Linked DNA regions of Homo sapiens: region 2 is linked to region 1. A link is an interaction called in ENCODE POLR2A ChIA-PET data of the cell type or tissue named here. Cell type or tissue: Panc1. All regions are shown on one strand. Each heading gives the region's core, and the rest is flanking DNA. Links, peaks and the distances in the headings are about the cores only.

The links. Peaks named below come from ENCODE experiments on the same cell type or tissue, not always from the same donor. Only the 100,000 strongest peaks of a DNase experiment are listed, where the experiment ranks them.
Region 2: POLR2A ChIA-PET joins it to region 1 with 10 read pairs; 4 of 35 experiments call an interaction of 5 or more read pairs at or near these places.

The regions. Positions count from the first base shown.
Region 1 is chr16:50,272,318-50,287,405 of GRCh38, forward strand. All of the region lies in intron 1 of ADCY7 (adenylate cyclase 7), which reads left to right. Among named protein-coding and RNA genes, the nearest start is that of MIR6771, 13 kb to the right of the region's middle. RefSeq lists enhancers at 1-653, 2,065-2,134, 11,617-12,118. In Panc1, for the core only: no CTCF peak of the experiment used is centred there; a DNase peak (open chromatin) is centred at 5,044.
Region 2 is chr16:50,373,297-50,388,384 of GRCh38, forward strand. No RefSeq gene overlaps it. Among named protein-coding and RNA genes, the nearest start is that of BRD7, 12 kb to the left of the region's middle. RefSeq lists a silencer at 1,442-1,736. In Panc1, for the core only: CTCF peaks have their summits at 1,557 (motif pointing right) and 1,767; no DNase peak of the experiment used is centred there.

The sequences.
Region 1 (15,088 bases), core at 1,915-9,914:
CCAGGCTCTTCCTGCCCTCCAGGGTGCCCTTCCTGCCCCTGTAACTGGCCAGCTTTCCTCATGCTGGCCTCTGAAACAACCTAGTCACACTGCCTCGGGCGCAGCTGACTGAGATCATTGCTTCCTGGAGTCACCGACTGGCTGGGCAGGGAGAAGCCTAGCACCCTGGGATGCAGCTGCTCTGCACAGATGGGGAAACTGAGGCCCTGGGAGCTCTGCAGCCTTGGGGCTGGTGTGTCTTCCTGGTGGGAGCTATGTTGGAGTTGCAGGCCCTGCCCCATTCACAAGCACATCCCTTGGCCTCACTCATGGGAGGGATGTGGACTGGGGGCCAGTCTTGTGGGCTTGTCTTGGTCCTGCTGCTGTTCTTGGGAGTCTGGGTCTCCCTCCTCCTGGGCATCTCCTTGCTGGAGCAGGGGTCCAGGGTGCTGGTGTAGGCTGGGATGAGACCTCCTTCTGTGTGTGTGCGCATCTGGCTCCTGGGCCCCCAGGCCTGTCTCCGGTACCCCCTCTGGCTGGGAGGAGGAGCCCTTTTAAGCTGTCTGAAGGAGCTATTTTAAGGGGGGCCTGGGCTAATGGGAAGTGGCCTCTTTTGATATACCCAGACTCCCTGGAGACACTGCTCCATCCCCTGGGGGCAGGGACCAGCACTTCTGTATCCCTTTGTCAGGCTCAGCTCTCCTGGGCATGGGTACAAGAGCAGAGCTGCCCTTTGGGGGCAGGCAGGAAGTGAGGCTGAGACCCTGGTACTGAAGTGTGTCCCCAGTGCCTGTTTATGTCACGATTTCTCAGGCTGCTCACCCTGGTGTCTGGAGCTGACTGGGGTGGCCCTGGGTGATGGTACTTGCTGTGTGCCCACATCTACGTGAAGCCCCTGAGAACTGGTATTGTTACCAGTCCATTCTGTGGGTTAGGAAACTGAGGCCCAGAGAGGTTCAGGAACATGCCCAAGGTCACACAGCTCCTCCAAGGTGGAGCTGAGATTCACGGCCTGCTGTTGGATCTCAGAGCTTGTGCTCCCAACCACCATGCTTTCCTGCCTTCCCCTTCTGCCCTGCCCTGGCATTTCTTTTCCTCACTTGGCTCATTTATGACAATCTGCCCTCCTCCTGGCATGAGCTCCTCAGGGGACCCATGCCTGTCCTGTGTGTTGTAGCAGCAGCAGTGCCTGCACCTGCTGCAGGCAGGAGCTCAGTGGCACTTGGCAGATGGGGGTCTGGTGGCACCAACATGTGGCCTCTTTCCTGGTGGCAGGATGGGCCCCTTTCCATGTGCAATGGGGGTTTATGAGGTTTTATAGCTATGAGGTCACGTCACTGCTAGAATAGGCCATGGAGCGAAGAGAAGGGTTTCATCCCCATTGCTCAGGTGAGAAACTGAGTCCTGAGAGGCAGGTCACCTGCCAGAGCTCATGCAGTTGGGACTGGGGATTCCAGGGTTGGGGCCCAGTCCTTAGCTGCCAGTTCAGTGCTGGCTGTACCCCCCAGTCTGTGGAGTATGGGGTTTGATGTCCCTGTGTACCAGGCAGGGTTAGATCCTGGGAGCTGGGTAGTGCATGGCTGGACGTGCAGCCAGGTAGTGACAGGTCAGGGTAGCCTGTGCTTCTGTGGGAGGTGCAGGCCCTGGGGAAGCTAAGGAACAAGGCCAGACTGGGAGGGGACCAGGCAGCCTTCCTGGAAGAGGTGGCAGCTCAGGTTGGCCCTGAAGGGCGGGCAGGAGTTCGCCAGGCAGAAGGCATTTGGAGGTGAGGAGGTGGGCGTGTTTTTAGATTGCCGGAGCTGGAGATGAAAGGGTGGGGCTTGTTTGGGGAACCGAAATCAGCCAAATCACGCAGCCACAGAGGAGGCCAGGGAAGCTCTAGAGGCGTTTTTTGGCCAAGGGGTGAGCAGAGATCGGGCTTGGTGTTTTGGGGGGTCCTGGGTAGGTGTGGGAGGCCTCGTTTCGGGGGCCACGGGGCTCCTGTGGCGTGAGACTCCATCACAGTGACCTCCTGTGCCCAATAGCTCCGTAAGGGCAGGGTTTGTGGAAGGAAGGAGTGAGTGACCGGGAATGGGGTCTTGGGCTCCAGGGACAGCCATGGCGAGGGCTCTTCTGTGTGGGTGCAGGTCCGGAAGCTGGGGCTGTGGTTGGTGGGGGAGGCTGGGTGGGGCTGCTTCCCCTGCAGAAGGGCTCTTCCGGGCTCTTGGCGCGGTTTCACGAGGCAGTCCCCTCTGTGTCTCTCGTGCCCCCTAGGCCTGGATCGGGTTCTCAGGAAGCCTCGGGGAAGTGAGGGTCTTAGCGCCTTGGTTTGGGGCTGGGCACTTTGCGAGCTGGTGTCATGGAGGCCAAACTGGGGGCCTCCGGGCCAGGTGGTGGCTTCAGGCTTGCTGTTGGGACAGGAGGCCAGGCTAGGCAGTGACGCCTCACTGAGCTCCATGGGTGGCACGCTGAGCTCTGGGTGGGAGAGGCCTCTCCCACTGACCTCTCTGTGACTGGCTTCTCTGCTGGTCTGAGTGGGAAGGGCCCTCAGAGACCCTGGAGGCCTTTCCTGCCCTGGAGGAGTCAGGCCCAGAGAGGGTGAAGAATTGCCCGAGTCACACAGCTGGTGACAGGGAGAGCTGGGACTGTACCTTACATCACCTGACATTCAGCCCAGGGCTCTATTCCCTGCACTGTGGCAGATGGGGAAACTGAGGCAGGTGGGCCACTCCTCTGCATTCCATGGGAGAGGCAGGAAATTCGACAGGAGCCCTTTGCCGGGTTGGCACTTGGAGCTGTTTTCCTGCTTGCTTTTCCCCAGGGCAAGGTGCTTCCCAGCTGAAAACTGCCTAGGGAGGGTGCTGTTGAGACCGTGAGCACCTGAGAGCCCTGGTCTTTCACTCAGGCCTCTCCTCTCACCTCCACCTGGGAGGCTAAGCTCAGGGTAGGTGTCCTGGCCCACAGGCAGGTGCATGGGCTGGTCCCGCCAGCACCTGCAACCTTCTTGTGCGCAGCTAGCCCAACCTGGGGTCAGGTGGAGGTGGGTAAGTGGGGCCCCCAGCATTAAAGAGCTTCATAGGCTGTCAATTAAGGGGAGGCTAGTGGGCTCTACAGGCCACAGCTACCCAGGGAGCCTTCTTAGGGGAGGAGTTCCTAGGTGGGTCTCAGAGACTCCAAAGTCAGCATTTCCCAAAGGAGGTTCATTAGGGATTCAGTGCAAAAAGAGTCTCATTAACAAAAGGATGGGGAAATGTTCAGCTGTGTTTAATTCAGCAGGCTTCTTTCCTGCAGGACTTGTCAGAGCCTTTAATTTGCTAATGTGTATGGGGGATCTTTAAATGGGGAAGAGGAGAATGTTGAGCTCAGCACCACCTGTGACCAGAAATGGCTGTGGATGTGTGTGGCTGCGCATATGTAGCTTTTCATGTTCCTGCTTTTGGGCAGAATGCACCTCAGGAAATGCAGATAGAGAGTTAATCTGCACTGGGCCTTGGAGAGGGGCAGGCCTGGGTTCGAATCCTAGCTCCACTGTTTCCTAGCAGGTGGGCTTTGGGCTTGGAGGTTAAGGTCCCAGAGTCAGTTGCCCTGGCTAGAAATGGAGCGAGAGCACCCCCGCCCACCACCCTTGGGTAGCCCAGCCCATTCATGGTTCTCTGCAGGTTCTCAGAGGAGACAGCCAGCCAGGTGGTTTTTGGCCCAGTTTGTCTCCCGGCTGGGCTCAGAGGTCGCAGAGCTTGTCTTGAGGCCTGGGTACTGTGCCGTCTCCTGCCAGCAAGCCTGGAAGGCTTGGGCCGAGGACCCGACTCTGCCTGGGATGTCACCTGTGAGCTCCCTCCAGCTCAGACCAATATCACCACCTCCCTCTGACCTGGGTTGGGTGGGACGGCTGCTCCCTTGAGGCCCAACTAGGCCCTACATGGAGGGGTCAGCCCACACTGCCACTCATGGCCCTGGAAAGCCGGCCTGAGTTGCTGACCAATGTTCTCTCTACCTCCCAGAGGCTGGGCACTCACAGACCAGAGTAGGGGCCGGGCCTCCTCACCCCCAGTGCTGCTGGCTCATGGCAGGGTTGAGGGGTGGGGACAGGTGCCGGGCCCTCTCACTTCTGCACCCCATGGCCCTTTCTGACATCTTGGTGATGCATGCCATCTAGACTGGGGCATTTTGCGCCAGGGGTGGCTCAGTACACTGCTTGCATCACCCCCAACTGAATCCTTTCAAAATCCTGTGGGGTAGGACTGTTATTCTCCTTTTGTTAAAATGAGGAAACTGAGGCACAGAGAGTCTGTTGGGTCATGTAATGTATTATTTGTTTTAATATTTAATTTATGAATGAGTGAGATGGAGTCTTGCTCTGTTTCTCAGGCTGGAATGTGGTGGCACAATCATCACTTGCTGCAGCCTTAACCTGAACTCAGGAGGTCCTCCTGCCTCAGCCTCCCAAGTTTGCTGGCTCTACAGGCATGTACCACTGTGCCTGGCTTAGTTTTAAAATTTTTTTAGAGATAGCATCTCACTACGTTGCCCAGGCTGATCTTGAACTTTTGGTCTTAAGCAGTCCTCCTGCCTCGGCCTCCTGAATAGCTGACATCACAGGCATGAGCCAATGTACCTGGCTAGGTCATGCAATTTAGGTGTGATGGGCCTGGGATTCATTTTTCCTATTACACATTTTTTTTTTTTTAGTCACATAAGCAACACACTGACAATAGGAATAGAAACTGAAAATGAGAAGTGGGATTTATCCACTCTGTGAAATCAAGAGTTTTGGTTTTTCTGTGTCCTGGTTCCATCCTTATTTGTTCCAGGCATTGCCATGTGGATTTTTCACAGGATACCCTGTGACGTTAGTTTCAAGTGGCCTCAGGCTTTTTGACAGCTGCATAGTATTCCATTGTAAGGTTGTATCATAATTTATTTCACCAGTTCGTGACTGATAGGTATATTATTTTCAATCTTTTGTTATTACAAATAATGCTTCAATGACTAATCTTGTACTTATGTCATTTCATACTTGTGACAATGTTTGTACGATACATTACTCAAAGTGGATTTGGTAGGTCAAAAAGCAAATATGTCCTTCAGTGACTTTGTTAGGTATTATTAAACTACCTTCACTGGGGGTTGTACTGACTCACATTCCTGCCCAGGAGGGAATGTGAGTGACTGTTTCCAACACAGACTTATGAGACTTATGAAATGCTTTGATCTTTGCCCATCAGATAGGTAAAAATGGTTTTCCATGGTAGTTTTGTTTTTGTTTTAAAGATGGGGATTTTGCTATGTTACCCAGGCTAGACTCAAACTTCTGGGCTCAAGTGATCCGCCTGCCTCAGCCTCCCAAGTAGCTGGGACTATAGGTGCATCCCATTGTGCCTGGCTACCATGGTAGGTTTTTTTTTTTTTTTTTTTTGAGGCGGAGTCTTGCTCTGTCACCCAGGCTGGAGTGCAGTGGCACAATTTCAGCTCACTGCAAGCTCTGCCTCCCAGTTTCACGCCATTATCCTGCCTCAGCCTCCTGAGTAGCTGGGACTACAGGCACCCGCCACCACGCCCAGCTAATTTTTTGTATTTTTAGTAGAGATGGGGTTTCACCGTGTTAGCCAGGATGGTCTCGATCTCCTGACCTCATGATCCGCCCACCTCGGCCTCCCAAAGTGCTGGGATTACAGGCTTGAGCCACTGCGCCCGGCCTACCATGGTAGTTTTAATTTGTGTTTCATTACGAGTGTGGTTAGCTTCCTTCCAAATGCTGTGGGTTGGTTGTGGGTTGCTTTTTTTTTTGAGACAGAGCTTCACTCTGTCACCGAGGCTGGTTTACAGGCATGATCTTGGCTCACTGCAATCTCTGCCTCCTGAGTTCAAGCGATTCTCGTGCCCCAGCCTCCCAAGTAGCTGGGATTATAAGCATGCACCTCCACACCTGGCTAGTTTTTGTATTTTTTAATAGAAATGGGGTTTCACCATGTTGCTCAGGCTGGTCTCGAACTCCTGGCCTCATGTGATCTGCCTGACTCAGCCTACCTAAGTGCCAAGATTACAGGCGTGAGCCACCATGCCTGGCCCTTCCAAATGTTTAACAGTCATTTAGATTGCCTTTTCTATGAACTTTCTCTTCCTAGTCTTCTCCCATTTTTCTATTGGGCTATTGGTCTTCTTTTTTATTTGTGGGAGCTCTTTACATATGAAGGAGATTAGCTCCTTGTGATATGAATCACAAATGTTCCCCTAATCTGTCACGTGTCTTTTGATTGTGCTTTTGGTAATTTTTACCATGTATATTTTGTTTTTTCATGTAACTGAACTTATCAGTCTCTTCTTTATGGCTTTTGGGTTTTGTGTCAGGATAAAAAGGCCATATTCACTACAGCATCATATGAGAATTCTCCCATAGTTTCTTGCTCTCTTTGGAAATAATCCTGGTATAAGTTGTGAATCCAGCTTGCTTGCTGTCTTGTGGATGCTGCCTTTCTAAACAGAATACTAGCAGCCTAAGAGTTAAGACTCAAATGCACATCTTTCCTGTCCCCTTCAGGACAGTGGTTACTCTGGGTTGCATCTGTCCATGGGCCCGTGAAATGGATCTCTCTCTCTCTCTCTTTTTTTTTTTTTTTTTGGCAGAGCCTCACTCTGTTGCCCAGGCTGGAGTACAGTGGTGCAATCCCATCTCACTGCAACCTCTGCCTCCCGAGTTCAAGTGATTCTCATGCCTCAGCCTCGCGAGTAGCTGGGACTATAGGCACGCACCACCACCTTGGGCTCATTTTTCTATTTTTAGTGGAGACAGGGTTTCACCATGTTGGCCAGGCTGGTCTCGAACTCCTGGCCTCAAGCTATCCACCTGCCTTGGCCTCCCAAAGTGCTGGGATTACAGGTGTGAGCCACCGTGCCAGGTCTATGGAGCTCTTCTTGTACCTCCCAGCCCCATTCATGTCTTGCTGTCACTGCTGGACCCACTGTCAGGGTGGGGCCCTAGGCAATGTGGGAAGTCAGCCAGCACCCTCTTGTCCTGGGCAGGACGAGAACCACGTGAGGTCCCCCATGGCCAGCTGGACTTCCCCTTTCTGTTCTTCCTTATCAAGGGAAAAGGGATCAGAAATCTGTTAAATGTGGGCGTGAAAGTGTTTCCCTTCTGAAGGGGGAAGCTAGTGAGGGCAGTGCTTAAAGAAATGAATCACTAATTGAATTTCAAGCAAGAGTGAGGAAAAAGTAGGGCTATTTCTCCAACAGGGGAGCCTGGTTGATTGCTTAGTCAGTTGATAAACACTGTTGCCTGAACACCCGCTGTGTGCAGAGACCTAGCAGATACCCTGGTTGGGGCAGTGCTAAGGATTCTGCCTTCTGGGAGCTCATTTCCTGAGCAGAATTCCCTCTTGGTACCTGGCCTGGCACCTGGTGCACAGAAGGCATGAGTGCACATCTGCTGAAGGTATGCATGGACGAACTCTCCCTGGGCAGTCACTAACTAGCATTAGAATGGGCATGAGACATAGTGGACCTGGATTCATTATCATTGGCAGCTGGAGCCTTGGGGGTGCATTTTAAAGGGGAGATTGATCAGGGTAATGCTTAACCAAATGAATGAAGTGGAGGGGAGGATTTCAGGAACAAAGAACACTTTTTTTTTCCTTTTTTTGTTGTGTCTCTGGCAGTTTTTGGTAACAAGATGATGCTGGCCTCATAGAATGAGTTAGGGAGGAGTCCCTCTTCCTCAATTTTTTTGAATAGTTTCTGTGGGAATGGTACTAGCTCTTCTTCGTATATCTGGTAGAATTCAGCTGTGAATCCATCAGGTCCTGGCCTTTTATTGGTAGGCTATTTATTACTAATTCAATTTAGGAGCTCATTATTGATCTGTTCAGGGAATCAGTTTCTTCCTGGCTCAGTCATGGGAGGATTGTGTGTCCAGGAATTTATCCATCTCTTAGGTTTTCTAGTTTTTGTGTGTAGAGGTGTTTGTAGTAGTTTCTGATGGTTGTTTTTTATTTCTGTGGGGTCATTAGTAACATTCCTGTAGTCATTTCTAATTGTGTTTATCTGGATCTTTTCTCTTTTCTTCTTTATTAGTTTAGCTAGTGGCCTATTTTATTAATTTTTTCAAAAAAAAAAAAAACAACTCCTGGATTCGTTGATCTTTTGAATGGTTTTTTGTGTCTTGATTTTCTTCAGTTCAGCTCTGATTTTTGTCATTTCTTGTCTTCTGCTAGGCTTGGGGTTGATTTGTTTTTGCTTCTCTAGTTCTTTCAGTTGTGAAGTTAGGTTGTTAATTTGAGATCTTTCTAAGTTTTTGATTCGGACATTTAGTGCTATGAATTTCCCTCTTAACACTACCCTAGCTGTGTCCCAAAGAATCAAAGAACAACTTTCTACCCATCCCTAGAAGTAGCTCTCTGGGGCCAGGTGAGAACATCAGCCTTTTCCCTCAGTTTTTCTCCAGTTGCCTATCCTTTTCATTAACTGATTCAGCCTCCACCCCCAGCCCAGTCCCAACTAGGCCAGAGCTGGCCTCAGAGGTCTGACACAGCCCCTCCTTTGCAAGAGGGGAAACTAAGGCACAGGTCAGGCAAGAGACTTGTTTAGGGTCACAGAGCAGGTTGGTGGCTAAGCTGGGACTGGAATGCAGGTTTCTGGTCCCCAAGACTGATCAGCAGCCTGTGCCCTGGGAGTGGGAACAAAGTCAGCCTGGGGGTGCTTGGGGGCTATGGAGGGGGAGCAGGGTTGGCTGGGGGCTCATGCCGTTGGGGAATTTCAGTCTTTGCCCCTGCTCGGCAACTTTGCAGGCTGTTAGGAGATGCGGTGGGGGGCCTGCCCACTCTGCACCTGCCTCTCCCTGGACCCCATGGTTGGGCTCTGACCCTGCAGGGCTTCCTCTGACACTAAGCGTGCCTTCTTGGCCATTTGCCAATTTGTCTTGCAAGCTTGGCCTGTTGGACATCATGACCTGTGCAGACAACCTGGTTATCAGCACCCCCAGTTTACTGATGAGGAAACTGAGGCCAGAGTGTGCAGGCGACTGCTATTCACAGGCCATTGGTAGCAGAGCTGGGATTGGGTGCAGGCATCCTCCCAGAGGCCAAGCGTAGCTGGGAGAGGTGTGCTGTGGCAGGTAAGGCAGGTGCGGCAGGTGCAGCAGGTGCTTCCCGATCTTGAGGGAGGCCCTTTCTTCATCTGCCCTCATCCTTTGGCTGTGGCGCCCTCCTCCCTCACCCATGCCACTCTGCGTGCTTCCCCACCCTGGGCCTGGTGCAGGATTCTGGCTGGCTACCCTGCTCGGCCATTCACGTCACAGGTGTTTGCCAGGACCAGCTGCGGGACACACACACACAGATCCCACCACGACAGTTTGGCAAGTCAGGGGCCGGGATATTGGACCCACACTGGGAAGGCCTCTTGGTACGGGAGGTGCCTGGGAGAGCAGGGCATGGGGGCCACAGGGCTCTGGGGACAGAGAGGGCTGGGCTTGGGGGGATGGGACCTTGAATACCAGCAACATTGAATCCCTGGGTCCCACGAGGTTTACTGGGGGCCTCTTAGGTCAGGCTTGCACTGGGCAGAGCAGCTGCTGGCTTCATGGAGCTCAGGGTCTCTTGAGAGAGTTCGCGTTAATATGAGATTCCCTTGGCAAATGAAAAATCTGCCTGAGACCCAGCCTACCAGGGGAGCCGAGAGCCGGCAGGACCGGGGGCGCGAGACGGAGCATGCAGGTTTTTTGTCTGGAGCTGCGTGGCGTCCCAGGCAGGGTGTGGGCCCAGGGGCCTGAGCGGGGCCTCTTCCCTGGAGGCTTCCATGCCCCCCTCACTCCAAGGTCCCCACTTCCCCTTTTTGAGGCCAACAGGGCCCCAAAGCAGCCCTGAGCCTGCTGAGGCTCGGCCGGAGGAAGCCAGGCTGTGGTTTCTGCCAACAGTGGCCGGGTGAGGAAGTGGGTGTCCTGTCTGCATCTGTGAAAGCTGGGGGTTTCTAGAACATACTCCCTGCAAGGGCTGTGGTTGTGCTGGGGACGCTGCCAGATCAGCTGGACTGGGGAAGGATTTTCCGAGCACCCAGGGACCTGGCCCTGCAGTTGCAGTATGGAGTCCCAGCCTCTTGCTTCCAGCAGGTCTTCTGGCTGGAGAACCTGGACCCAGCCAGCCAGTATTTGATAAGGAGACCACAGTCCTGCCTTAGTTGCAGGGAAGGGATAAGGGAGTGTGTGTGGGGTTGCTCAGCAGGCTTCCTGGAGGAGGAGGCCCTCCTGGAGTTCGCTGGCCTGAACTTGCTCCTGCAAGGCAGAGGGAAGTAATTCGATGGGGTCCCCTGAGCTCCCCACCTCTTGGTCATAGCTCTGTCCTGGGCCTTGTTTGTAGGGAAGAGGTTGGTGTTTTGGGATATTATGGGATTTCTGGATGCCAGCCCCATGAGGGTGATAGGGACCCCGGATATCCTGTGTTTAAATCCCAGCTTTTTTTTTTTTTCCAGACAGGATTCTCTATCACCCAGGCAGGAGTGCAGTGGCATGATCATAGTTCAGTGAATGTAGCCTTGACCTCCTGGGTTCAAGCAATTCTCCTGCCTCAGCCTCTCAAGTAGCTTGGACTACAAGTGTATGCCACCAAGCCTGGCTAATTAAAAAAAAAATAAACAACTTTTTATAGCGATGGGGTCTCATTATATTGCCCAGGCTGGTCTTAAACTCCTGAACTCCTGGCTGGGGCTGGGCTGTGGAGCCTGGAAAGTGTGATGGAGGGATGAGCGGGGCTGTCCCCTCCAAGACCCAGCTCCTTTCTGGAGGACTGGCTGTGTCTGCAGGGGCACACTCTTACCTCTGTGCTGACTGAGACCCTTCCAGTTGACTCTGAACCCACTGAGGGGCCACGGGTGCTTGTTAGACGCAACAAACTGGGTCCAGAAGCCTGATGTGGACTTTGAGACTCTTGGTTGCGAGTGACAGAAGCTCAAACTGGCTGAAGCTGAAAGGGGCATTGCTTGTCCCATGTGGTTAAATATCTAGAGGTTGCGTAAGCTTCAGGCACAGCTGGCTCCTGTGACCCCAGGAGGTGTTGCCAGGCCCCTGTCTTGTGCCAGTTCTCCATGTTGGTGTCAGTTTCAGGTGGGCTCTCTCCTTGTGGTGGCTCGGGTGTCTGCTGACAGTGTCAGGTCACCGACAAAAGAGAACGCCTCTTTCCCTGGGTCAGCAGAAGTCCAAAGAGAGCCTTCACTTCCCAGGCCTGTGGCATTAGGGCTTGAGAGGGACTTTGCTGATTGGCCACACTGGGGTCATGTGGCCCATGAACCAGGGTACTGAGGGTCGGGAGAAGGGACATTGCACAGCAGAAGCATGAAATACCCTCCTCCCATGTGGACACCTTCCCCACAGGGGAGTCCCCTCTTCTTTAAAATGGGGCTGCTCACCCTGCTCTACCACTGGGGTGGTCGTGAGGTGAGAGTAAGTAAGGGACCCCCTGGGACTGCAGTCTCCTCAGGAAGAGGGGACGTGATACCTCTGCTCTTGGTGGCTTTGGAGTTCAGACAGGACCCATGCGGTGTGGGTGAGGGAGTGACAGGGAGGCAGGGCTTGCCTTGAGCTAAGGGAGGACTCAGGGCCAGAAAAAGTGCCCAGTGATGGAGGAGACTGCCCTGAGAGGTGGTGAGCCCCCCCGTCATGGAGGTGTGCAAGCTAACAGCAGGGTCATTCAATCCGGGAGCCCTGGATTGGATGTGTCTCAGACATGGCAGAAGGATTCCTTTATCCAGGGCCTTGTGGGGAGGCCCTCCCTGTTGCCAACTGAGTCGAGGGCTGGTGGAAGAACTGGTGATTGGACAGGAGGCCTTGAAAACTTCCCGGGCAGGGGGTGCCTCTGGGTCTGGCTTTGGCGGGGTGGCTCCTAGGGAGGAGCTGGCCTGGGGACATGCCACTGGTGGTGGGTTCCTGGGCCCCCTCTGGAGATGTGATCAGTGAGTTCATTCCCCCCAGGCCTCACGGTGCCCGGCTTGTTCCAGGAGCTGGCCAAGGTCCCTGGATGGGCTGAAGTCCTTGTGCCCATGTTGTCCACTGTCCACCTGCGCCTGCCTGCCGTTGCCCAGAAAGTGGCCTAATGAGTTCCTTGAGAGGCGTGTTTACCAGGCCTGTGTTCCCACGGGCCCTTGGGACTCTCTCAGCTGGTTCCTCCCTTTCCTCGTGGTGGCCCAGCCTGGCTTTGTGTGCCTGGAGCGGGTGTGTCCACACACTCTCACACTTGCACTTTCATGCACGTGTCTGGCCGCCTCAGCTCTGGTCTGGGGGCTTTGCCTGGGAGATGGAGCAGTTGTGGGGAGTGGCCTCAGCCCTCTGGTGTTTGGAGCTTCTCAGCCTGGCTGTCCTGGTGCACTGGTGTTTGGCAGCAGGCCAGGGGTCAGGTGGGTTTGCTGTTTGTGTGCTGTGGCATCTGGCTCAGTCCCCCGGGATGTCAGTGGGCAAGCCTGGGCTGAGGAGCCCTGGTTTGGGAGCTGGCAGACCTGGGTTTGCATCCCAGCCTATCTGTCCACCAGCTCCAGCAGTGTGATCTTAGGCAACCACTCTGCCTCTCTGGGCTCAGTTCTGCATCTGTGAGACGGTGGTGCCACCTTGGCCTTTGCCGGTTGTGAAGATGAGAGTGAATGTGTGTGCAGGTGCCGGGGGTGACAGGAACTGCTGCTGTTATTACTGCAAAGGGCTATTTTGGGGTGGGGGGTGCTGAATTGAATGTATCTCAGGCAGGGACCTTATCTTGTTTGGCAACCCCCACAGCACAGGGTTGGATGTATATGGTTAGCACACAGTAAATGCCTCTTGTGGAATACAGACTGATTAGTTTAGATTTAGAGGTTGTAAACTAGTGGGCTGCAAATATTGAAAAATTTGAAATCAGCTGCCAACATTTAAAAATCATCATTTCACGTAGAAATCAGATTTGTAGCCTGTCTGAGCACTTTGGGCACTTTGACAGCTCTTGGCCACATCCCTGAAGGGTTGCCCCTCGTTGAACAGGTGCCAAGGCCTGTAGACACCTGCCCAGGCACTGAAGGGGATGGGGCCCCCAGCAAATGACCCCTTCCTCCTTCCCCAAATATGTGGTTTTACCATTTTGTTCCTGGTGTGTGGTGATGGAATAGGAACTTCCAGAGGAAATAGAGCCTGAGGTGGCTCCTGGAATTGAGGTGGCCCCAGGGATCTCATACTAGCAGGTGCTGGTTGGGGACTTGGGGACCCTGGATATCCTGCTTTTTGCCTTTGGGGGCTGGGGGCTCACCTGGCCATCTTCCCTCCGCTGGACCAGCTGTCCTTTGAAGCTTCTGCTGGCGGCTGGCCATTTGTGCCCTGTGACTGCTCTGAGCTGTCCCGTGTCTCACAGCCTCCCTGCCCTCTGCCTCTGGCCCTGTCCTGGTTCCAATCTGAGGCAGGCCTGGAGGACACTGGGGGCGTGGACTCTTGGTCCAGGGTTGCCCCCTTCATGCAAGGTTCCTGCTGGGAATATGGCAGCTGTCCCCAAGTCCCCATTGCTGTGTGAGGGATTGCACAATTTTGGTAATTTTCCTACCTTTGGAGACTGATGGGGATCCCTGGGGAGAGAGAGCCCAGACTAGCACACAGGAGATATAAGGGCTGGCAGGCGTAGGTGTGATTCACAAGCCTTTTTGGAATCAATGAATATGCTAAGGAATGAATGGTGCTGGGGAAAGAAGGAACCCATATGGGCTGAGCATGGCAAGTGTGGGGTCAGCTCACAGTGTTGTCACAAAGGGGCCACTGTGTCCCTCTCTGAGACTCAGCTCCCTTTTCTGTGAAGCACGGCTTGCAGACATCTGAAATTTGTATCAGTGGGCTATTTAAAAAAATAAACAAGATTTTTGCTGGGTACAGTGCCTGAAAGCTTAACACTTCGGAGGCTGAGGAGGGTAGATTGCTTGAGCTTAGGAGTTCAAGACTAGCCTGGGCAACATGGCAAAACCCCATCTCTACAAAAAATACATGGCCTACTGCAGCCTAAGTCTCCCCAGGCTCAGGTAATTCTCCCACCTTAGCCTCCTGCATAGCTGAGGTCCCAGCTACGCAGGAGTCTGAGGTGGGAGGATTGCCTGAGCCCTGGGAGGTTGAGGCTGCAGCGGGCTATGATCACACCACTTCACTCCAGCCTGGGTGACAGAGTGAGACCCCATCTCAAAAAAAAAAAAAAAAAGAGAGAAAGAAAATGCAGTTTTATGTGGAGCTTACTGTAACACAGATGCAGGGGGCTACCCTGGCTGAAGCAGGCATGGGGGCCTGAGCCTATGCCCCCCCACCTTCCCTTCCCATTGGGGGCCTGATGCATGTCCCCAAATCTCAGGGCTCCTAGGATCACAGCTTGGAACCCTCTGTGCCTGGAGGCATGAGACTCACTGGAAAATGAAGTGAATGTGGTGATTGCACCAGGACCATGGGGACAGAGCAGAGCCTGGAAACAGACACCATCTGTGTGTGATCACCTGACTTATGACAGAGGTGGCTCCACTGAAATTCAGAGAGAGGATGGCCGGTTCACTGAACACTGCTGGGATAATTCAATATCCATATGGAAAAAAGAAGTGAACCTTGATCCCTACCTCACACCATACCCAGAGTGAATCGAAATGGATCAGAGACCTTTGTGTGAAAGCAAAACAGTGAAACATGCAGAGCAGAGCTGGCCTGTAGAAGCTTCTGTGATGATAGACATTCTCTGTTTATCTGTGCTGTCCAGTACAGCAGCTGCATGTAGCCATTGGGTATTTGATTTTTTTTTTTTTTTGAGATGGAGTCTCACTCTGTTGCCCAGGCTGGATGCAATGGCACGATCTCAGCTTACTGCAAAATTTGCCTCCCAGGTTCAAGCCATTCTCCTGCCTCAGCTTCCCGAGTAGCTGGGATTACAGGCACACGTCACCATGTCCGGCTAATTTTTGTATTTTTAGTGGAGGGGGGTTTTACCACGTGGGCCAGGCTGGTCTCGAACTCCTGACCTCAGGTGATCTGCCTGCCTCGACCTCTCAAAGTGCTGGGATTACAGGCATGAGCCACCATGCCTGGCTGGCTGTTGAGTATTTGAAATGTGGCTAGTGTGACTGAGGGACTGAATTTCTAATTTTATTTTAAATTAATTTAAATTTAATTTAAAATAGT
Region 2 (15,088 bases), core at 397-8,396, 99 kb after region 1:
TGGATGGCCGCCATCCACGCAGGCATGCCACATGGCCTCTGCCCACACGGTCTCAGAGCTGCTTACTGGAGGGCAGCGAGCCCAAGCCATGACACTCACGGCTGCCAACCCCAAAAGTCATTTAGCCTCAGAGCCCTTGATCAAATAAGACAGAGGCAACATCAGGACCTTCCTTCCTTCTTTCAGTTCATATTTTCTGTGTGCCTACTATGTGCTGGGGGGTGCTAGGAACACGGTGGGAGTAAAATAGACACAGCCCTGCCCTTATGGAGAGCACAGTGAGATGCATGTTAGACAGAGAACACAGACAAATATTTAATCATGGCCATGCTAACGGTTAGAAAGGAAAACAGCAAGCTGCTGTCCAGATAGTGCTCTGACCCAGGCTGAGGGCTCATCCAGGCCTAACCTGGAGGATAAGTCTTGGTTAGGTGCCCTACAAGTGGAACCTGAGGCGTGGATCTGTTGGGGTGGCAATTGGGGAGAAGCTGGGAGAGAAGCAGGACGGGGTGGGTAGAAGCAGAGAAAGAGGTGGTCCCAGCCTCAGCCCCGTGCCACAGTGGTGGCGGGGCGAGGGGGGATTGGGAACATCAACTGTCCAGGGAACAGTCCCACCCTGTGGGAGGTGGCTGGCCTTTTGTAGCCCATGGTGGGCAGCGAGGTCTGCCTGATTGTCGCCTATTACAGAGGTGACTCTAGTTTGTCCCAGGGCAATTCTCTGAGGGAGGTGTGCGGCTGCCTTCCGTGAGTGGCCAACACTCCCAGCTGCTGGTGATGCCCCTCCAGCAGGATGTGCCTTCAGGAGAGGTGAGCCAAGGGGGCATCAGCTGCATCTACTAAACAGGCAGAGAGGTCAGCATGTGCAAAGGCGAGGGAAAGTTGGGTGCAGTCAGGGAGGAGAGGAGAGCAGGTTTGGAGCAAGAGAGATGATGGGGACTGTGTCTGGAAGAAAGGCTGGGCTGGGCAGAGCTTTTCAAGGCATGGCAGAGATGCTTGATTTTATTTGGGATGCCCATGAAGGCAGTGGACGTGGGTGCATGGCCATATTGGCAATTTAACAAGAGCGCTTTGGCTTCTGAATGAAGGAAGAATTGGAGTGGGTTAGGAGACCGGGCAGAGAGACCAGCTTAGAAGTGATGTGGTCTTCAAAGGGGAGATGGGGGTGGCTTGGTCTAGCGTGGATGATGTGGGGATGGTGCAATGGGATAATTCAAGAGTTATGTAGGAGGAAGAACTTAGGAGGGGTTAGGGATGCCTATGCAGAACCCAAGAGGAGAATCCAAGTAGGAAGGTGAATGCATGTGTCTGGGGCTTGGAAGGGAGGTGAGACCTGAAAATAGATTTTTGGCATAGAGATGTCTTTGGAACCTCAGGAGTGAATGAGACCACCCAGGAGGAGAGAGTAGAGTGATCAGAGAAGATGGAGCCTTGAAGAGCTTCAATATTATCTAACAGGTGAATAAAGGATGAGGAAGCAGCAGAGGAGACTGAGGAGGGGGAGGGAGGCAGGAGGAGAAGCAGGAGAGTAGGACACCCAGCAGGGGAGGACAGAGCACTGGAGCCAGGTGAGGGCAGTGGCGGGCTGAGAGTGTGTAGAGGAAGGAAAGCTCGGCCAGGCTGCAGGGAGCCTCTAAGCACTGGAAGGGCTGGGGGAGGGTGGATCAGACAAGTAGACTTGTGCATGCAAGGCCACTGAGGTGATGCTGGAGAGTGGGAGGTGTGATGAGACAGAGATACAGAAGGGAACACTGAGGCCTTGAATGACAGGCTGTGGGGTGTGGACTTCCCCCTGTAAAGTGGGATAAACCAGATGAAATGGTCACCTTGGAGAAAGCTGGGCATTTTCCAGGAGCCCCAGGCTGGGGACAGACCATGAGCAGCTCAGAAATGATCCTGCAGGCCCGGGCTCCCGGTCCATCATGATTCCTTGGAGTACTGCCCTGCGGACGGGGCCCAGGATTAAATTCCCTTCACAGAAAGTCACTATGTGTTTGATAAACTCTTATCAGACTGTGGCTGTGGGCTTGTGCCATGTCACCCAGATCTCTAATTTCATAGTCCTGGCTCTGCCAAAGACTGGCTGTGAAACCTGGACATGTCTCTCCCCTATCTCCATCTAAACAGGGCTGCAGAAAGAGGAGGAGTCAGTCAGATGCGCTGACTCATGCCTGTAATCCCAGCACTTTTGGAGGCTGAGGTGGGAGGATTGCTCAAGACTGGCTTGGGTGACGTAGCGAGACCCCATTTCTATAAAAAATTAAAAATTAGCCAGGTGTAGTGGTGCATGCCTGTGGTCCCAGCTACTCAGGAGGCTGAGGCAGGAGGATCACTTGAGACCAAGAGGTGAAGGCTGCAGTGAACTATGATTGTGCCACTGCATTCCAGCCTGGGCAACACAGTGAGATCCTGTCTCAAAAACAAAAAAAAAGGTAAAAAGATAAAGAAAGAGGACTCGACTGGCTGCTTTCAAGCTGTTGGTTCTAGGGAAGCACTTCTGACGCTCTGTCAGTGTCTGATAAAGACTTTGTTTTTAAAAATATGTGTGTATTTTAGGTTTTTCTTGATTCAGTTATTTAGTTTTAAACCTATTTATTGCCTAAGTAATTAATGTTTGTTATAGACCAATTGAAAATACAAATAGGTGTAAGGAAGATATTTCAAATTGCTCATAATCTCACCACTTTCTGTAATAGTTTGGTATATGTCATTCCAGATATTCTCCAGTGGTGTTTTTTTTTTTTTTATTAGAGTTTGGTGGTGATTCTTTTCTCCCTGCCTCAGGGGATAGATTCATGATACCCCTTTATTGAGCCTGGCTACTCAAAGATTGGTCCAGGGACGGCTGCATTGGCAGGACCTGGGAGCTTGGTAGAGATGCAGAGTCTCAGGTCCCACCTCAGGATTGTAGAATCGGAATTCACATTTTAAACAAGATTCCTGGGTGATTCATATATGTGTATTAAAGTTTGAGAAGCACTATTCTGGAACATTAGCTTATACTTAGACTTAATTTTCTTGGACAAGAGAAAGGGAACATTTCTGAAGTTGGAACAACTAGACATCAAAAGGAGACCCTTTGACAAAACCAGATAAACTAAAAGGTTCTTTTTTTTTTTTTTTTTTTTTTTAACTCATAAGCCCACAGAAAGATGGAAAATATCTGAGGGACTTTTCATTTACTTTATTTATTCATTTATTTTAGAGATGGGGTCTTGCTGTGTTGCCCAGGCTGGAGTGCAGTGGCTATTCACAGGGGCGATCGTAGTGCAGAACAACCTTGAACTCTTGGGTGCAAGCAATCCTCCTGCCTCAACCTTCCAAGTAGCTGGGACTACAGGCGTGTGCCACTGCACCTGGCGTTTACCCCAATTATTTAAAAAGTTTCTTTTTCTTTCTTTTTTTCTTTTTTTGAGACTGAGTCTCACTCTGTTGCCTAGGCTGGAGTGCAGTGGTGCAATCTCGGCTCACTGCAAGCTCCGCCTCCTGGGTTCATGACATTCTCCTGCCTCAGCCTCCCGAGTAGCTGGGACTATAGGTGCCCGCCACCAAGCCCAGCTAATTTTTCGTATCTTTAGTAGAGACGGGGTTTCAACGTGTTAGCCAGGATGGTCTCGATCTTCTGACCTCCTGACCTCCTGATCTGCCAGCCTCGGCCTCCCAAAAAAGTATTTTTAACTATTAAAAAAGAACAGTGATAGAATGCTAGAACTTATTCCTTCTATCTAGTAATTTTGTATTCATTAACCAACTTTTTTTTGTGTTTGTTTGTTTTTTGTTTTTGTTTTTCCTGTGAAGCTTTTATTTTGGGCAGAGGGCAGGGAGCTCAGTCCTTCCTGGCAGCTGCTTTCTTCATGGCCGCCAGGACGTGGCTCAGCTCCTCTCTCTTCGTCTTGGCATAGATGTGTGTTAAGCAACCTCTTTCTATCTGCCTTCCCTATTCTTCCCAGCCTCCAGTTACTACCCTACTTCCTGCTCTAGCCTACCCTCTACTTCCATGAGATCAACTCCTTTAGCTTCCACATATGAGTGAGGGCAAAGGATTTAGCCTTTAATCCTGCAGTATTTCTCTTTCTGTGCCTGGCTTATTTCACTTAATGTCGTGTCTTCCAGGTCACCCATGTTATTTCAAACAACAGGATTTCCTTCTTTTTTTAAGGCTGAGTAGTATTCCACTGTGTATTTGCTTTATCCATTCGTCTGCTGATGGATATTTAGCTAGATAGGAGGAATACATTTTAGTGTTCTTTGGCACTGTAGGGTGACTATAGTTAATAATAATTTATTGTATATTTCAAATAGCTAGAAAAGAAGATTTTGAATGTTTTCAACACAAAGAAATAATAAATGTGTAAGGTGATGGATGTGCTAATTACTCTGATTTGATCATTACACATTGCATATATGTATCAAAATATCACTCTGTACCCCATAAATATGTATAATTATTATGTATCAATTATAAATAATTTTTAAAAAGTGATTGAAAACCTCCCACACATGCAAATATATAATAAAATTTTATACATTGGAAATGAATAACACATTGACATTTGGGTCTTCATTGATTGTAAAAAGTAAATGTTAAGAACTTTTTTTTTCTTTTTTTTTTTTTTAAGATGGAGTCTCACTCTGTCTCCTAGGCTGGAGTACAGTGGCATGATCTTGGCTCACTGCAACCTCCGCCTCCCAGGTTCAAGTGAGTCTCCTGCCTCAGCCTCCCGAGTAGCTGGGTTTACAGGCATGCACCACCACACCCAGCTAATTCTTGTATTTTCAGTAGCGACAGGGTTTCCCCATGTTGGCCAGGCTGGTCTCGAACTCCTGACCTTAGGTGATCCACCTGCCTTGGCCTCCTGAAGTGCTAGGACTACAGACGTGAGCCACTGTGCCCAGCCAAATGTTAAGAACTTTTAACGTAAAAGATAAAACACATTTGCACTAACAAGCTACTGCTTTTATTTCTCACACATAGGCATTCTGCTTAAAACTTCATTTGAAACAAGAAGCTGCTGAAAATCTTTGAAAACCACTCAGTGATAGGACTTCCAGGGGCCCTTCCACGGCTCTGTAATTCGGTTAGATAAAACATTATAATGATCAGATGTTTTTATTTTTAAAATACACATCTTTTAGCAGACCATAAAGCCACACACAGATTAGTTGAGCTTGTTGTGTGGCTGGATAAAGTCAGCTGGAACTTGATTTAGGGGAAGAACACTGAACTGGAGATCACAAAGCCTGGTTCTCATTCTTGCATTGCTTGGCCTCCATGTGACAGTCAGAAACCCATCCCTAATGAGGTTGAGCTTCAGGTGTGGCTATATCCAGGTGCTCAAATGATGTCCCCAAGATTCAGGCTTTCTCTCTCTCTGGTCTACTTCCTTCTGCCCTGGTCCCATCCTCAGACAGGCTCCATTGGCCTCTAGAAGCTCCCAGATGATATCCTCATAGATCCCAGTCCAGAAAAAAAGGGAATGTGCCTTTCCCCAGTGGCCCATCAAAAGTCACAGGGCTATGTGATTGGACTGGTTTATATCATGTACCCACCTAGAGCCTATGACCATGAAGGGGTGGGATGTGGGTGGAGGGTGGTCAAGGTGGTGGCAGAATTCAGGGACAAGTGAATCCTAGACCATGGGTCTTCTAACCCAGGAGCTTGGGAGGGAGACGAGTGCCACCTAAACCACATGGCCTAAGTAAGTTGGGATCCCTTAGAAAAATTAGGGTACTGTGACCAGAGGATTGGAGAATGGATGCTGTACCCAAAGTAACCAAGCATTAAACAAAACAAAACAAAACAAAACAAAACAAAACAAACACCTGTTTCTAAACTCAGTTTCTCTACCTGCCTTGAGAATGAGCAGGTTGTGAGGGCCCAATGAGAGGAGGAAGTAAATGATGAGCACTGTTACCTGTTACTTGGAGCCCTATTACTGAGGGGAGCCCCGAGCCCAATTACTCAGAGCCCTGTTACTTGGCGCTGACAGGAGCCCCGAGGCACCTTGCTGCTAACAAACATAACACGCTTCACAAAATGTTCACCCTGTCCCCCATGAGACTGGTCACTGATAAAGAACTGGTAGAAAGGTTCTTTCCTACAAATCCAATTCCAGTCGGCTTGGCTGATGCTTGGCCTGCTCCTCAGAGAGGCAAACATGCCCATTTGCTGGGGAAATGCAACCCAGGGGCGTTTTCTCCTCCTCTCTCTACTGTGATCTTGCCTTTCAGAGCCAGTAGGGGTTCAGACTTGGAGTTGCTGACATTGTCAGCCCCGGAAGAAAAGTTGTGAGGCTCAGCCAGATCTATTTATGCCAGATTTTACAACATCATTGAATTATTTGCACTCAGAACTGCTGATGTTCTGTTGTTATTGTTGTTTAAGTCTACACATAGGCATTTTGGAAGGCACCAATGAATGGGCATCTCTTTATAGTTTCTGAGGCAGAAAAAGGAAAAACTTTTTTCTCCCCTTTATTTAGGAGAAAAGTGAGTGGAGTGGGGAATACAGCCTTCTCCTTCCTGCCTGCCTGTCCCTCTTTCACCTGGGGTAAAATCTGCTTCTGAAAGCCTCCCCAGAGCCCGCTATGAGGAAGGAATAGCCCCTCATCTGTGCACCCTGGCTATTGACTCAGCAAGAGCTGCCATATTTCCTGGCTTCCACTCTGCTCCGCCATAAATCCACTTTCCCCACCACAGCCAGAGTGACTTTGAAATACACAGATTTCCGGGCCAGGGGCAGTGGCTCACACCTGTAATCCCAGCACTTTGGGAGGCCAAGGTAGGAGGACCAGGAGTTTGAGACCAACCTGGGCAAGATAGTGAGAACCCCATCTCTGTTAAAAACAAAACACATGGATTTTTCTGTGGGTGGTGGTACGTTACAAAAATAAAAACAAAAACATAGATTATAGATTGGATTAGGCCACATCATCGTCCTGTTCATAACCCTTTGGGGGGTCTCCCATCTCAGATCAAGCCCAAGCTTTTTTCCTAAGCCTACAAGGCTCAGTGTAACCTGACCTCGTGCTCTTCTCTGACCCCGATTTCTGCCACTGCCTACTTCTACCCACTAATCTCCAGACATAATTTGCCTAATCTTAGTCCCTTGAACATGCCACACTCTTCCTCCATGCAGGCCTTTCACACATGCTATTCCCTTATTCTGGAATGCTGTTCCCACACTCTTCATATGGCTGGCCTCTTCTCATCTCTCACCACCTCAGAAAGGCAACCCTAAACTGCTCCAACAAGTCCCCTTTTAGTTTCTGTCTTTATTTATATATATATTTTGAGATGGAGTTTTGCTTTTGTCGCCCAGGCTGGAGTTCAGGTGCGAGATCTCAGATCACTGCAACCTCCACTTCCTAGTTTCAAGGGATTCTCCTGCCCCAGCCTCCCGAGTAGCTGAGATTACAGGTGCTCACCACCACACCCAGCTAATTTTTTGTGTTTTTGGTAGAGACGGGGTTTCGCCATGTTGGCCAGGCTGGTCTTGAACTCCTGACCTCAGGTTATCCACCTGCCTCGGCCTCCCAGAGTGCTGGGATTACAGGCGTGAGCCACTGCACCCGGACCTCTTTTAGTTTCTCTTATAGCACCCTGTGGTTTTTCTGTTTCTGATAAAACACATCACATTTGCAATTCCGTATTTATTTGTCTATTGTCTGCCTTCCCATAAGACTGAGAACTTCCTGAGGGCAAGAGCTGAGTCTATTCTGTTTTGTTCACTGGCACTTGACATGTACCTAATACATTTTTGTTGCCCAAATGATTAGACGGTTGAAGTCCTCTCTTGTGGAAGGCAGGACTTCCTTCTGTGTTCTTCCTTCTGGCAGTGACTTATTTCTCCTCCCAGGAGGGGATTGGAGAGAGGAGGTTTTGTCATGCTTCCCTCTGTCCCCCTCAAGGCACTCAACATGGTATTTGGCCCACCATGGGAGCCCAGTGGAGGATGATGAATGAATTCACATTAAATATGTTCTTCCTCTTCCCCCCAACTGCACAGCCAGCTACTCCTGGGAGAGGCATAAATAGTGACCTACAGGCCGGCTGCAGTGGCCCACACCTGTAATCCCAGCACTTTGGGAGGCCTAGGTTGGTGGATTACTGGAGGCCGGGAGTTGGAGATCAGCCTGGCCAACACGGGGAAACTCTGTCTCTACTAAAAATACAAAAATTAGCCAGGCATGGTGGCACATGCCTGTAATCCCAGCTTCTTGGGACGCTGAGGCACAAGAATTGCTTGAACCCTGGAGGTGGGGGTCTCAGTGAGCCAAGATTGTGCCACTGTGCTCCAGTCTGGGCAACAGAGCAAGACCGCCTCAAACAAAAATAAGTGACCTACACCATGAGACTTTGGAGTTGTCAAGCCTTTGCAAAATCTCAAACTCTCTCTTCTACTGATGTGAGTACTGTAGTGCCTGAGAGTCCATTACAACAGAGCAAGGGCAAGGTCTAAGAATCATCTTCCAAGGTCAGCACACCTGGAAGGGGTATTGCCTGAACTGAGCCTGGTAATTTCCTCCTGGGATGGGGAGGGTGGGGAGGGTGGAGAACACAGTGACAGCGCCCCCTGCCCCAGGCTTTCACTTCACCAGATATCCATTAAGCACAGTGATTGTTAGGGTCCACAGGGACTTCAGATACAAACAAGACACAGCCCCTAACCTCAGGAGGCTCAGGGTTTGGTGGAATAGACGCGTGACTTGCCCCCTTTCTGCCGTATGACACTTTGGGCTCGTTACTTGAAAGCCTTGGCTTCCTCATCTGTAAAATGGGGTTATAAATGTACCAATCTCATTGGTGATAATTCATTGAGTTGATGCATAAAAATGCTTAGGACAGGGCCAGGCTCAATAAGGGTGAGTAGTCAGTGTTATTATCTGCCATGCCTCAGGCAAGGTACAGAGTTTCCCCAAGGCTACTTGACCTCTTCCTGTTTACCCTGCCTCCTGGCCAGCTGCCCTCTGGTGGTAACTGTGCAGAGTGGTCGCCTGCCTCTGGCACCTGTCTGATCTGCCCCGGTCCTGCTGACCCCTCCTGTGGGCCTTTTGGTTGTCTGGACTCTTGGTATGTCCCAGGCCTTCCCTTTTTGCTAGGTTTCCAAGGCTGCTCTTCTGCGTCAGCAGGTTTCTCAGGCTTTTCAGACCCAAGTGACCATCTTGGGACATAGGCAGAGAGAAGCCTTGATGTTACTAGTTATTTCTGCCCATTGGGCACCAAATAAACACTTTCTCTAGCAACAGCCTCTTGACTTCCACTTAGAGAGCCTCCTCTCCCCACATGACCTAAGCCTGCCAATGAGAGTGTCACAGCCGCGAGGGCCAGTGAGGATTGGTTCAGGGGTGAGCATGTGACCCAGGCCTGCCAGTGAGAGTATCACAGCTGCCAGGACCAATGATTGGTTCAGAGGTGGGCCTGTGACTGGAATCTGGTTAATGAGAATATCATAGCCCCTGGCTTGGTGATTGGTACAGAGGTGGGCAGGGACTGAGGCTTGGCTTTGGTGGGACCTTTCCATGAAAAGCTTGCTGAGCCAGTGGTATGTCAGTCTGGTGCTTTTGGGGCTTGAGAGGAGGCCCTGCCTGAGAATAAAGCTAATGGTGGAGAAAGCAGAGCCAAGAGCTAGTGGCCTGGTGACAGTAATTGAGTCTCTGGATCCAGCTGAGCCTGAAGTTCATCAACCTCTTACACTTTTCAATCCAAGGGTTGAATAAATTCCCCCTCTGAGTTTTGTGTACTTTGAACTGGATTTCTAGCCCTTGCAACTGAAAGAACATAGGCTGACTTGTGTGTGCATGGACACACACACACACACACACACACACACACACACACACACACACTTCATTCAGTGCCTACTGAGGAGTCCCTCTGCTTAGGGAACTGAGCACTGCCTGTTCCCAGAGCATACAGAGGTGACCAGGACAGTTCCTGACCTCAGGAGTCCCAGGAATGGGGCAACAAGTCCGACTTCTTGCTCAGATACTTTTAAGTGTGGCGGGCCCATTCTCACCAGGGCCAGCTACGTCATTTGTAGGGCTGAGTGCAAAATGAACACGTGGGGTCCTTTGTTCAAAATTATTAAGAATTTCAAGGTAGGAACTCAGAGCATTAATCCAAGTGTGAACCCCTATGTTCATGAGGGAACATATACATGAGGAAACTATCACACAAACCATTATCAAATAGGTCTAATTTAAGGTATTCTGGGGGACAAAGGCTTGGCTCCTTCAAAATAGAATCCTTGGTAGGGACCCAGGTTTGAGTAGTGCTCACCATGGCAGTAGCCTTGAGGGGAGCTGGGAATGATTGGGTGACCATACGATCTGCCTGTGGTCACCAAGGAAGGCTGTTTTGCCTGGAAGGGAAGAAAGCTCCTGGGAACAGAAATCTCAAGACCAGGCATATGGGTGGGTGGGAGCAGAGGGAGGTGGAGTTGGTTGGGATCCTTGTTTTGAAGTGGGAGGCAAACAAAGATGGGCGAGGTCCATGTTTGGTAAAAAGATGGACCAGGAGTCACAAAAGTGTCAGGGAGACCTGGTGGTCTCCTGGTTCTGCAACCAGGCAGACCTGGGGTTGAGTTCCACTTTGGCTGTTTAGTAGCTTAGCGACCTTGGGAAAGTCACTTGACCTCTCTGAGTGCAGTTTCACGGAATGGAAAATAGCAGTGATATTACCCCCAGCAGGTTTGTAGTGAGTACCTAATGGGATAGTGTCTATAAAAAAATCCTTTATAGGCTGGGCAGGAAATCGAGACCATCCTGGCTAACATGGTGAAACCCCGTCTCTACTAAAAATACAAAAAATTAGCTGGGCATGTTGGCATGCACCTGTAGTCCCAGCTACTCGGGAGGCTGAGGCAGAGAATTGCTTGAACCTGGGAGGCAAAGGTTGCAGTGAGTCGAGATCGCGCCACTGCACTCCAGCCTGGGCGACAGAGTGAGACTCCATCTCAAGAAAGAAAAAAAAAATCCTTTATAAGCTATGAAATATGACCAAAATCCATCAGTTCTAAAACTCATCTTTTTTACATTTCATATCTCTAAAATCGGGATAAATCTTATTATCCAAGGTGTGACATATTTAATTGGCAACTTTTCTTTTTCCTTGGTGGCTCATGAAATAATTTGTGTGTGTCACGATCAGTGGCATCTCATTAACAGATCTGCTGAAATGATCGTTGAAACAGCAGTCGTTGGCTTTTCCATCTCCACTGCCACCCTTGCCTGTGTTTCCAGAGAACAGAAATTAGACCTTTTCATCTGTGTCCTCTCGGAGCCTGACATAATGTCTGGCACAGGTCAGTGCTCAATTAATGCTTTAAACCAAAGTTTAAAGTGACTAGCTAAAGGGTTTTGCTGGAAGGGCTTTTGACAAGCTAAACCCAACCCTCTCACCTTCTGATTAATTGCAACTTGGGGCTGAGGCGTGGTCATTTGTGTGTCTTGTTTTCCTGGCCACCCAACTGATGCCTCTTTGTCTTATTTCTGAGAGTTGCTATGGTTCATGCTCTTCGTTTCTATAAGGTACACAGGGAACACACTTACCCCCTCATTCTTCCTGCCCCCTCCACCACTCTTAAGACTGACTCAATTAGCGTGTCACATCCCTCTGGCCTCAGTGATTGGTCCAGGGATGAACATATGACCCAATCAGAACCTTTGAGATACTATGAGATTTTTTTTTGCAGGATGTAGCAGCCCCTGACTGGGCCCCATGCATAGCCTCTTGGTATTTGCCGTTTCCATGCACACGGGCTGAACTTCCAATTGCCCGTCTTTGGGTCTATGCTTGAGTACTCTCTCAGGCTGCTGGGGCCCACTCTGTCCATGTGTGCTGCAGGGGCTAGAAGTCAGGGGGCTAATGGAGCCAAGGAGTTGCCAAGGTAGCCAGGGGAGGCAAGTGAGGTGCGTAGGGTGCAAAATTTGAGGAGTCCTAGTCCCAGCTTTGTGGCAGCCCTCAACCAATGGCTGATGGGAGCTGGTGGATAAATACCCCATTTCTCTGCGAGGTGCATGTTCTACCCTGGCCCTCACAGTTCCCCAGTGGGATTAGGCTCCGGGTGCCCACAGAGATAACTGCATGGTAACATATCTTGTATTGGCTTCCTTCTCCGTGCTGGCTCTCTTCCCCATTCCCTTACCAGTACTTCCTGTGATCACTTCCCAAGGAAACCATTTGTCCTAAAATCGTTGACTAAGGGTCTCCTTCTGAGGGAGCCCAAACCAAGACACTGGAGCCCCTGCTATTGTCTGTGGTTGAGGGCTGACGCCACTGTAGAGGCCAGCAGCTGTCTTGCCAGCTGGAGGGGCAAAGGATGGAGCCAACATGGGGGAGAGCAGAACCGGGAGATGGCAGGTGATATGATTTGACGATGCTCTGCTGCAAGGATCATGCACCACAGTTCAGAAACTTTCTAGACTTCCCCTTGAGCACTCTCTGTGCACCTATGTTTTTTCTCCTACAGCCAGCCATCTTTTCTCTTCTCTCCACTTTCTCCAAAAATGCTATTTTCCGGAACTATTCACTGCTTTCTCTCTCTCAGCTTCTGAGCCCCACTCCACTAAATTGGTCTCCTGGGATTTACCATTCAGGAAATTGTTTGCATGTGGGTAGGGACTTGTAAGGAAAAAAGTAAAAAGGGGTGTCAGTATGTTGGTATGATGGGATGTGGGGTGGGGAGTGTGGTATGTGCATATTTGTGTTTGTACTTCTTGGCACAAACCATAGGTTCATGATCATTGGTACAGCCTTATCTACTGGGAACTCACATGGGAACCCAAAAGAAATGACCGAAGGCCTTCTCCCTTCTGTCACCTCTTTCCACCTCTCAGGAACCTCGTATCTCTCTCATTTCTGCTGTTCTTACATCTCTGTTCTTTCTCTTCCTCTCTGCCTCCTTCCTCTGCTTCAACATGGCCCAAGGTGATCACCCGTAGGCAGAAACCAACTCCAGCTCAAGTTCTCCACAGAGAATCTGATAGGCTCTGCTCAACTGCCAATAAATGAGCTTTCTTGGGCCAGGCCCTATCCTTTGTCCAATCAGCTTTGGACTTGGTGTTGAGGGTGGGGCCCTGGGCAGGATGGCCAGTGAAATATCCTGGATGGCTCCTCCCATCACAGATGCCTGCTCCCAGAGCTGCAGGACAGTGTCTGGGAGGCGGGATGATGACAACGATGACTGAACACTTACTTTAAACCAGGTGTGGATCACACATTGCAGATGTTACGTGTACAGATCTTAAGTGTATAGCTCAATACTTGTATTACTTTTAATTCCCATAGCAAACCCACCATATGGACGAGATTATTATTACCCCCAATGTACGGACATGGAAACTGAGGTATGGCCACTGAAAGCATAACCAGCACTGTATTCTACCCCTGTCACCAAGTCACCTCCAGGGATAGGCATAACCCACTGTGTTCCCAGGCAGCGACAGGGAGACAAACCAGGTGATGTTAACTTCCCCAGTGCATAGGGTGCCAGGTGGAAGCCTGCCAGCCTGGCTCTCCCCTTTTGGCCATCCTTATTCTCCCCCTGGCCCCCTCCTCCTGGCCGCTTGGTACCTTCCTCTCTTTTCCCGGGCAACCCAGCCGCAGATGGAGGCAGACCCTGGGAGTCACCAAGCGGCTTTATGATGTGCAGATGGTGTTTCCGCGGAGCCCCTCGCTTTTCATGTCGGTGGCCTCTGGGAGCTGGGCCAGCCCAGATGTCCCTGATCGTGAGAAAGCCTCCCCTGGCAAGGCTGGTGCAGGATGCCAGTGACGGGGCCTCTGGCCAGTTCTGGTGTGGGTTGTCTGGTGAGGAGCTTGACTGGATGCTCGTGAGGCGGATGCCTCTGTCATTTATGTCCAGCTCTGCGAGTTCAAACGGTGCATCTGTAGAGCCAGGAATATCCCTTCTGAGTCCACAGACAAATGGATAGAGACTTTGCACAGCCAGCTTTTCAAAAGGACCCTACATTGATCTCTTTTTTCCCCCATACATGTTGTTTTATCTGACTCTCAAGCTATCTATGTGCACAGACTGCCTCTCCCATCAGAGGAGGTCCCCTCCTGTGATGGGAACAATCTCACCCCCATCAGTGATAAACTGGGCCAGGATCAGGAGGCATGTGTCTCCTCCATTAGACTAAGAGTTTGCAGTATTAGGGAAAATGGAACTCTGCTCTTTCCTCTCCAAATGGGACTTCCCCAAATCAGGAAAATGTGACCCTGCCATCAGATTGGGAGTTTTCAAGGTTGAGATCGATGAGTCTGTCTCTTTCATCAGGCTGAAAACCCTCCAGGTATGAGATGGGGGTCTCTTCCGTCTGATCAGGAGCTCCCTGAGAGTGGGGATGATGGCTGCTTTTCATCTCTCTCCTCCCAGAGTGCTCAGACAAGGCTCAGAGGATGTCGAGAGCTGAAAAGAGTCCTGCTGACCATCCTAGGGGCGGGCAAATTTCAGCCTGGACTCGGAAGACCTGCCCTTGCCCAAAGCACCTGAGGAGAGTGGGATCAGTGTCAGCCACAGCAGGTTCCAGAGAGACACAGGTGAGGAAGACTGTTGTGAGATGTATGGACCCTGGACAGAGTTTGTTTTGTGACCTGCTACATAACCCAACTTCTGGCTCTGGGCTTGGTTCCCAACAAGAGTTCAGTGATGACGAGTGAATAAATGAATGAACGAAGACCTGGTTCCTGTCCTTGAGAAACTCAACTCTTCTAAGGAAGAAATGAAGCCCACTTCTCTTGGGTGCCTCTATGTGTTGGACATAATTTTAGGTTCTCTCACGTACATCACAGAATCTTCAAAACCAGCCTAGAGGAGGTTGAAGTGAGCTGAAATTGTGCCATTGCACTCAGCCTGGGTGACAAGAGCAAGACTGTTAAAAACAAACAAAAACCAGCCTAGAGAATAAATTTTATTTTTTCAACTTTATAGATAAAGAAACTGGGGCTTAGAGAGGCAAAGTGACCTGTCCAAAGTCTCATAGCTATTGAATAAGGGAACTGACATTTGAACTGAGGTCCTTCCACTTCCAGTGTGCGCTCTTCCTGGAAACATTATTATCATTTGATTTCAGAGCTACGCAAGACA